Linked DNA regions of Homo sapiens: all the other regions are linked to region 2. A link is a contact called in ENCODE Hi-C or POLR2A ChIA-PET data. All regions are on one chromosome and are shown on one strand. Each heading gives the region's core, a stretch centred on a gene start or an enhancer-like site at or near the end of the contact. The rest is flanking DNA. Distances are from core to core; before and after follow the strand shown. Region 1 holds the start of FAIM2 (Fas apoptotic inhibitory molecule 2). Region 2 has its middle 11 kb from the start of AQP6. Region 3 overlaps FAIM2 (Fas apoptotic inhibitory molecule 2).

Region 1 (2,825 bases), core at 119-2,618, 80 kb after region 2:
TCTGTAAAAAAAAAAAAAAAAAAAAAAAAAAAGACTTTGATAATTTGTCTGCCTACCTGGGCCCTGCTTTCTCAGGGACTTTAGGTGGGTCCCTGGGCAGTGAGAGGGAAGCAGAAGGTAAGTGGCCACCCCCACCTGTCCCAGGTCTTAGTTTCTCGTCCCATCCTAGCAGGTTCAGATACTTCTTTTAGGCAGATTTGTGGGTGCTCGCTCTGGGGCAGCCCAGGACATTCTGGTAGGAGACTCCTCAGTTAATAATACCTCACATACTTCCAGCACTTCTTGGTCTTTTATGTGCTTTTACGGCCATAACCTGTGCGTCTGACAGTCAATCTAGGATGGACAGAGCTCTGTTCTAAGCCTCTTTTTCGTAGGAGCTGCAGCTCAGAGAGGTTAAGGGCCTTGCCAAGGCCACGCGGCCAGTGGGTGACTAAATTGGGACTTGATCCCAGCTCTTGAGATTGCAAACCCCATAGTGACACTGCAGCAGCTACAGAAAACGGGGCCTGATGATGGCTGGGTCCCAGTGACACGTCTGGGGAAGCGGGGAGAACGAGCTCTGGCATGGGAGGAATGGAAAAGGGGGGAAGATGGAGACGGGGTGATGGAAGCTAAGCGTGGAGGCAGGAAGAGAGCTCTGGCAGGGGTTGTAGAGGCTTTGAGACAGAACTAGCGGTGTCTCCAGAAAGACCCCGTGAAATGTCCCAGCAGGGCTGAAAGAAACAGAAGAGGTGTCCTCCCACCCCATGTCTCTGTGAACCAAGGCAGGGAGGGACCTACTGTGTGCATTTCACAGGCGAGAAAAAGGAGCAAGGATAGGTGGCTATTGGCTTGCCCCAGGCCCACAGGAGCGCAGGGCCCAGGGGCCCTGTTAGAAGCGGGCAGCACAGGCGAGACTTCCAGACCTTCCCCTCTACCAGGGATGATGAAATAGATGATGAGAGGGGAGGTGGAGATGGAGACAGAAATCAGGGCCGCATCCAAAGAGGGAGGAGGAAAAGGCAGAGGCGCAGCTGGAGCTGCAGAGAGGTGCAGAGACAGTGGAGATGAGGCCCTGATGCCCGGCTCTGGTTTCACGCGGGCAGCGTCAGCTGGTCGGTGTCACGGAGTTCCCGCGTCCTCCGCCCGCTCAGCCCCCGCGGACCCATCCACTGGGGTTGCTCCGCAGCGCGACTCTCTCTCATCCCGGGGGAGGGCTAAGGGCGGCGGTGGGGGGCGGGGTGGGGGGGAAGCGGCGGGAGGGGGCGGTGCGCCGCCGCCTTACCCCGGGCTCGCGAATCCGCAGCGTCCTCCGCAGCATCTTCCCAGGCCCGGCCCTCTCCTCCCCCCGCGCCGATGGTACGCGCCGGCTCGCCTGGCCCGGCTGCAGTGGATGTTGCTAGAACCCACGCGGAGGAAGGAAGAGACGCAGGCAGGCTGCGGTTACCCAAGCGGCCACCCGGGCCTCAGGGACCCCTTCCCCGAGAGACGGCACCATGACCCAGGGAAAGGTACCGGCATCTCCCCAGCCTGCACCATCCTCCATCCTCCGGCTCCCGGCTCCCTGTCATCCTCAGCAAGCCCTCTGGACCACGAAAGCATCCTCCCCTGGCCCTAGTTTGAAGGTCCTCCGTGGTCCTTGCTGAAGTCAGAGGACCGAAAGGCCGGTGTCAAGGAATGGACCGAGGCCTCTTCCTGCCCGCAGGCGCGCCTCTCCTCCCCTGTCACCCTGCCACCCCTGCTTTGGCATTACAGCATTACAAGGCTCCTCACAGATACCCAGGCCCCCCGTGAGGAGTCAGCCCGGGCGTCTGGTGTGACTGTATGTGTGTGCATGGGTATGTGTGTGCCAGGGTGAGCCCTGAGGGGCAGTGCCTATCGGGCAACCCCCTCTGGCCCAACCCTCCAGTCCCAAACCCAACCACTTTATGCTCATCTTTCCCACCCTCCACGGAAACAACCCCCACCCTACTCCCTGCCATTGTTCCACATCTGGGCGTCTTGGCTCCATCCCTGTGCTTGGGGCTTGCTATGACAACTCTGCATCAAGATGCTCTAATTGTTGTTTTGGTTTTGGCCAGGCATGGATGGGTCCGGATGAAGCATCTCTTCTCCAGTTTTAGGCCTGAATTGTAGGGGAGGGGCTGGGGCAGAGACTCGGCTGGCCTAGTAGGCTTATGTAACATCAATAGCCTGTGGAATTATACAACCACTAGGGCCTGGGGCTAAGGGGGAGGGTACTCGGGCCCTCTGTTTGGGTTGCTAAGGATTGGGCAGAGAAAACAGGGGAAGGACCTCCCCTACACTCCCCCTTCTTCTCTTTGAGAGGAGCTTCAGAGCCAATGACATCCTTCCCTGGACCCTCAGACCCTCCTCTCCCTGTATGCAAGCTCTTTGGGCCTCAAATGATGTCACTGGGTGATACCACCTCCCGCCATTGGTCACACCTCACTTGGGAGTGCCGTATGTGTGTCGGGGGCCTGGGCATTAGGGTCCAGGAGGCTCTGGGGGGCGGAGTGGCAGGGTGGAGGCTGAACTCGATTTAGGTGGACATGATCCTTCAGATCCGGGTGATGAGGGGGGCTGGGGAGTGGGAGGCAGTGGGAGGCCTGGGGAGTGTTCAGTTCCGTAAACATGGAGAACTCACCCCTTCTGCTGAGTCTCCTTCCACCTCCACCCTGCCTCCACCAGGCCCTTTAGTGGCGCTGTTCCCTTCCTGGTGTGAGGGGGACCTCTGCCTCCTCTGCCCCTTGTCCCCAGCTCACGCACAGGCTTGCTGGGGGATGGAGAAGACCGCTCCAGTTCAGTGGTCCTTGGGCCTGGATGGAACCAGAAGTCTTCTGGTG
Region 2 (3,092 bases), core at 183-2,682:
TATCCCAGTTAACAAATTCAGAGAGGTGATTTGGCTCAAACTCCTACCAACTAATGTGTAGCTTACCTGGGGTTAGAATCTGGGAGTTACAGCTTAGTCTGAAGGTTAGCCCTGGTGCTTGCTATTTCAGACTTCAGAGAGCATTGTGGGGCCTCTAAGTGTATTATTAGGTACTTAAGTACTAGTAAATGGCCTTTGCTTGGAGCCAGTGTTATTCACATTCCATGCAAGGAAGGATCTTGTTCTGCAAAGTGAGCAACTATAAAATGAGCAGCGCTGTAGAAAGAGATGATCACTTACTTTGCAGGAGTTCTCTCCATTATCCTAAGAACTTGGTAAGTCACACCCAACCTAGAGCCGCAGATTGCACTGAGGACTCTATGTATGTGGATGTAGTATGCATTCTCATTATGCATTCTCAGCAGATGACCCAGAAAGAGCAGGGAGGCCCAAACTGCTGGAGACGGCACGTGGGGCAGAATTTCCTAATGGTTGTCTGGGAGAATGGAAGACCTGGGCTTGGTGATGTAGGGCTGTTTTCTGTGTGGAAGGAGCAAGATGAGTTGTGTGAGCACTTGAGGTTGCTCCTGGTGGCAGTCTGTTTTCAGGCCACCCCTGTGCATCCTGTGTGCTCTGATGCTCAGAGCCAAGGACAGGCAAGTCTCGGAGCCAGAGCCATCAGCCTGCTTCTAGAAACGTGTCAGTGGATTAACTGATTAACTGACTGGCTTTCCCCCTAAGTGGCATTAGCTCTCACCCTGTCTCATGCTCACCATCTGGCTTTGAGTCTTCGAGTGATCTCTCTTCACAGCCTGCTTTGCGCCTGGGCTTTCCGAGGGCTGTGCAGCACTCTGCCTCATCAACCCTAGGGCCCAGTGCTCTCCAGGAAGGGGAGGTCAGTGTGCTGTGTCCACACATATGCATACCTGGGATCTGAAGACTACTTTAGACCTCAAAGGAAAAAAACCAGCTCAAGGGAGAATGAGCCTCCATGGTTAGTGACCTAAAGTCTTTTTGTTGTCAAAACTAACAAGTGGATCTGTTATTAGGTTAGCTTTTAAAATGGAGTTGCTCCCACCACAGAGAAAGCTCTTTCTGCCAGTGAGATGATAGTTTGTCCAGATTTTGGTAGAGAGATATTCAAAGGGGCTGGGATTTTTCTTTCTCATTAGGAAGCAAAGCCCGGGGGTGGAGGTGGTTAAAGGAACCACCTCCCTTCCTCCCAGGGAGCTGGCTGTGGCTGCTCTCTCCTCCTAGGTTAATATACATTGAATGGGGCTAAACGCCTGGTGCTTCTGGACAGAGTCCAGCCCCTCAGCAGAGCAGCCGCACTGTGAAGATACAGCTGCCGGCATTAAAGGGCTAAGCCCTTTCCAGCTGCTTTGCTTTAACGGTATCAGGAATTGCCTGCAGTCGGCAGCTTAGCAGAGCAGTCTTAGCCCGATTAGGAGGAAATGACTAATCTCTGCATCTTCTCTTGACACTGCTCTGGAGGCTCCGGGGAAAATAACCCAGTGGGTTGGGAAGTGGTTGGATAAATGGTGTTGGAGTGCTAGGCTCTAGCTCCTTAAAACTGTGGTCCCAGCTTGGTGTGGTTTGTGTTTGTTTTGCCTCTGTGAAAATAGGGGGCTGGCTTCTCTTCAGTGGACTCCCTGGCACTGAGGGAGAGGAGACGTTCACTGTGAGGGGTGGCCTGGGTACTTAAAAGCTGGTACAGCAAGAGATGTGCAGAGTTGAGAGCATATGGGGGCAATGTATCCATCCCCCTGGGAGGAGGAAGACACCTAAGATGGTCCCCACTTCAGCCTTCCATTCCTCTTTTCACTAAAACCCCATGTAAAGAGCCAAGATTCAGACCCGGCACAGTGGCTCACACCTGTAATCCCAGCACTTTGGGAGGCCGAGGCGGGCAAATCATCTGAGATCGGGAGTTCAAGACCAGCCTGACCAACATGGAGAAACCCCATCCCTACTAAAAATACAAAATTAGCCGGGCATGGTGGCGTATGCCTATAATCCCAGCTACTCAGGAGGCTGAGGCAGGAGAATCACTTAAACCCAGGTGGCGGAGGTTGCGGTGAGCCAAGATTGTGCCATTGCACTCCAGCCTCGGCAACAAGAGTGAAACGCCATCTCAAAAAAAAAAAAAAAAGAAAGAGAAATTATCATTTCATTGATTGAAAAGATGCACTTTGGAAAATATTGTTAATATCTCTGAGAATTGGGACATCTTATAATCAATGGCATCTTACTAATATAATGCAATGTTCCTCAGTAGCTCATAAAATAGTAGTGCATCTTGTAATCAATGTTATTTGGGTTGGAAGTGTTAGCTATTCATGTGAGATAGGCTGTTGGATGGACCAGCTGTGCAGGCCAAGAAAACAGCGACTTTGCTGTGGTCAAAGAGAGATTAAAACAGGAGGTTCCCCCTGGTCTGAAAGATAGCTACAGTATAGGAAAAGCAGAGAAACCAAGGCTCAGTCCAAGACACATAGCATGAAGAAGCAGACAAGCAATGTGTGGGGCAGGATCAAGATTGGACCCAGTCATGACCCCAGAGCTGTTAGGGGAAAGCCACTGTGAATCAGTGATGAGCTGACCAAAATAACAGTACATCCTGGTGGACACCAGGCTGCTTTAACACATGAGAGATGGGAGGTTTTAGACATTCTGTTTGGGCTGGGTTTTGGGAGTGTGTGTTGCAATCCTTTGACCACCTCACTCATCAAGAATATCAGAGGAAGTTCTTTCTTCTTTTGAAAATGAAAGGCCATGATTTGGGGACCTACAAAAAAAGGAAGCCTGTCTCATAGGACAGACAGTAAAGATAAGGAACATATTGCCCTGAAATTAGAAGTAGACTAAAAATATCATTTTGTTTAAGGAGATATTCCTGTTAGAGGCAGATGTTCAAATAACTATGAAGTCACGTGTTCAGTGCTGGGATAGAGGTGGTGCAGAGTGCTGGGGGAGCTCACAGAGCCTTAAGGTCCTGACATGAGAGCTGGAACTCGGGCTGTGCCAGGCAGTTAGGGAGGGACAGAGCGTATTTCCAGAGAAAGCCCCTCCAGCCTGCTGCTCCAGAACCA
Region 3 (2,821 bases), core at 29-2,528, 120 kb after region 2:
GTGCCACCCGGCCTCCCGTCTTTCCTGAAACCCCTCGCCAGATTTTGCACTCTGAGGTTTCTATCTTCCAGACAAGAGCTGGGAGGCAAGATTTCTGGTTTCTGGTTCCTAGCCTCACTGCCAGCGGGCTCCTGCTATTAGGTGAGGGTTTCTTGCTGTCTGGAATTCAGTTTTTCCATCTGCCACATGGAAGTTCATAGCCAGGATAGGGCGGGAGAGGCACCAGAACATTTCTCTCCACTGACTTTCTCACCCGGTTCCCACCCTCCTCCACCTCCTCTCCTCCGGGCCCCTCAGTTTCCTCTCCTCATCTCTGGCCTCAGTTCCAGAGGGTTAGCCCCAGCACCCCACTCTCCTGCCACTGTCAGATAGCCTTGGTCATGCTTCCTAGAATCTACTTGTCCAAGTTCTCCTCTCCCTGGGATAAGTTACTGCAGAAACTGGGGATTTAGAAGCTTATTCAGGGCTGAGTGCCAAAAGCTTGGGGGAGGAGGGACAGGTCCTCGGCAATAAACAGTGTCACACACGCATCACAGCCATTTGAGAAATGGCTTCTTTGCAGAGCTGGGGAAGCCGGGCAGAAGATGCCGCAGCCTCCTACTCTGGGTCCTGAGGGGGGGTGGCAGGTACCACAGTGTAGGCAGCAGGGTCAGGGCCAAAGTCTATGCGTTCCATCTCCAATCCAGGCAGTGAGGAATCCTGAAACACCAGGAGAGGCGTCAGAAGTAGGAAGGGCAGGGGAACAGGAATGCAAGATTAAGGAAACCGCAGCTGAGCAGGTGTCACAAGCTGTAAAGGAGGAAGGGAGTCTGCAGGCCCTTCACATTTTTGGCCTGGGTGGGGCTGGGCCCAGGAAGGGGTGGGCTGGATTTTGTAAAGCTGGAGGCAGCCAGGAATCTGACTGTCCGGAATGTGAGTTGAGGGGTCTCCCACTGAAGTCCTCTTCTGGAAGCTGCAGATGGGGGCCCGGGAGGCACACACGAGTCTGGGACTCATTCCCGGGCACACCTATGGCTCCTTCGGTATCACCTGGGGAAGCCCCGGAATCTTAGTTCTTCCATTCCCTACTCTTCCTTCCGAGGGAGTCAGGATGGGACAGACACCCATTTTCCAAAAGGCTCCTTGCCTCCTTCCCTGGCCCACCTGAAGCCAAGTCCCAGGTGTCCTGGCTGCTCTCCTGGGCGGGGTGGGATTTTTGCATAAGCACTTTGCTGCCCTCCAGTGGCTGCTTGAGGAAACGCAGGGCCTGGTTTGGGAGAGTCACCGAGGGCCCATGTGGCTGGAGGTTGGGGGCAGGATCTGGCCCGAGCTCTCCTCAGACCTCCCCAGACCTGTCTTCTCATCAGCCACCGCTGTTTTCTTTTGCCGAACGATGGTTGCATCTCTCGGACACAGTGTACCCCCTCCCAAGCCCTCCCTGAGCCGTTCTCCTGAGTCCCTGAGGGCAGACACAGCTCCAGGGACCCAGGCCAGCTGCCACACCCCCGACACTCCTGCTGTCCACTGGCCTTAGCTCCTGCAAGTTCCCCAGTGTCCGCACCTGTTCCCTTCCCTGACCTCACCTTCCTGGGGTCTGTGACTGACTGGAGATAAAAATAAAAGCAATTGTGACACCTGAGTTGTTTCCCTCGTCTGCCGTGTGCTGGTTGCCTCAGATGGTCGTGGAGTCTGTGTGGGTCAAACCCGGACCTGTGTGAGAGCCTTCTCACCAGAGCTGCTGAGTTTGAAGTAAATCTCCATGTTTATTTTCATGTGGACAGGGTTAAATTGGTTCTCCTGCTCAATAAACCCTTTACGGAGGCTCTCAGGATCCCGGAGTTAGAAGCAATCCCAGAGTCTCCTCCGGAACAGGGGCTCACCCCTTTCTGTGGAAGCCTGTCCGTTTGTGGGCCGTTCTGGTAGAAGGGTCTTTCTTATTTTGAGCCAAAATCTGCTTCCTAAAAGGTACACAGAAGGAAGGAATGCCTGGGTTGCATCTGGACAGATTGTCCAGAGCGGCAGCTTTAAAACCACAGAACCTTGGCTGGGCTCAGTGGCTCACGCCTGTAATCCCAGCACTTTAGGAGGCCGAGGTGGGTAGATCACCTGAGGTCAGGAGTTCGAGACCAGCCTGGCCAACATGGTGAAACCCTGTCTCTACTAAAAACACAAAAATTAGCTGGGCGTAGTGGCGCACACCTGTAATCCCAGCTACTCAAGAGACTGAGACGAGAATCGCTTGAACCCAGGAGGCGGAGGTTGCAGTGAGCCAAGCTTACACCACTTCACTCCAGCCTGGGCGACAGAGCAAGACTCCGTCTTAAAAAAAACAAAACAAAACAACAACCCTACAGAACCAAAGCTCCTTGAAGGCAGAGTTATGACGCACGGTCTCAGTAAACAACTTACTAGCGAATGGAGGAATGCATAGGTGAATGTGTCTACTCCAACCCTCTTATTTTACCTGAGAGGAAACTAAGGAGCAGAGGGTGCAGCGATTTGTCCAAGTTTACGCACAAATTAACGACTGGAAGTGGGGTCAGGAGGCGCATGGGTTAATGATCACCCCACAAGCTCCTGTGGGGAATGTGGGGCCAGGGCGCTGTGTGGGAGGGGAGGGAACGCCATCACACTGGAGCCATGGGGGACGTTATCCTTGTCTCTGACAAGGTTAGGACACAAATTCAGCTGGAGTAGGGAAAGTGGCTGGGGCAAGAGTTAGAGGACTCTGAGGAGAGAAAAGTGACTTTTATTAAGCGCTCACTGCATACAAAGCACTTCCACAGATTGTGAGAGATAGGACAGGGAGAAGATACCAACGGTGGTGCAAGAGAGAAACCAG

The links. Hi-C counts contacts between places; a loop is a spot of excess contacts on that map. ChIA-PET counts read pairs that join two places held with the same protein, here RNA polymerase II (POLR2A). Pooled maps may share reads with other maps.
Region 1: a loop to region 2 is called in a map with no recorded cell type, with 4 times the contacts of the local background. The contact joins the promoter of FAIM2 here to the enhancer-like site in region 2. A Hi-C loop is called at or near these places in 1 of 37 single-sample maps with no recorded cell type. POLR2A ChIA-PET finds 5 or more read pairs at or near these places in 1 of 52 experiments (activated T-cell).
Region 3: a loop to region 2 is called in a pooled map, with 5 times the contacts of the local background. The contact joins two enhancer-like sites. A Hi-C loop is called at or near these places in 1 of 50 pooled maps. POLR2A ChIA-PET finds 5 or more read pairs at or near these places in 3 of 52 experiments (A673, AG04450 and SK-N-SH).

Annotation. Positions count from the first base shown.
Region 1 is chr12:49,902,443-49,905,267 of GRCh38, reverse strand. FAIM2 (Fas apoptotic inhibitory molecule 2) reads left to right here and starts at 1,368. Exons shown (of 12, transcript NM_012306.4): 1 at 1,368-1,490. The coding sequence starts at 1,476.
Region 2 is chr12:49,982,356-49,985,447 of GRCh38, reverse strand. No RefSeq gene overlaps it. Among named protein-coding and RNA genes, the nearest start is that of AQP6, 11 kb to the right of the region's middle. Within about 2 kb of position 1,432, at least 3 of the 41 ENCODE cell types and tissues checked have a DNase peak (open chromatin) inside an H3K27ac peak, as active enhancers do.
Region 3 is chr12:49,865,693-49,868,513 of GRCh38, reverse strand. FAIM2 (Fas apoptotic inhibitory molecule 2) reads left to right here. Exons shown (of 12, transcript NM_012306.4): 12 at 1-1,618. Among named protein-coding and RNA genes, the nearest start is that of BCDIN3D, 24 kb to the right of the region's middle. Within about 2 kb of position 1,278, at least 8 of the 41 ENCODE cell types and tissues checked have a DNase peak (open chromatin) inside an H3K27ac peak, as active enhancers do.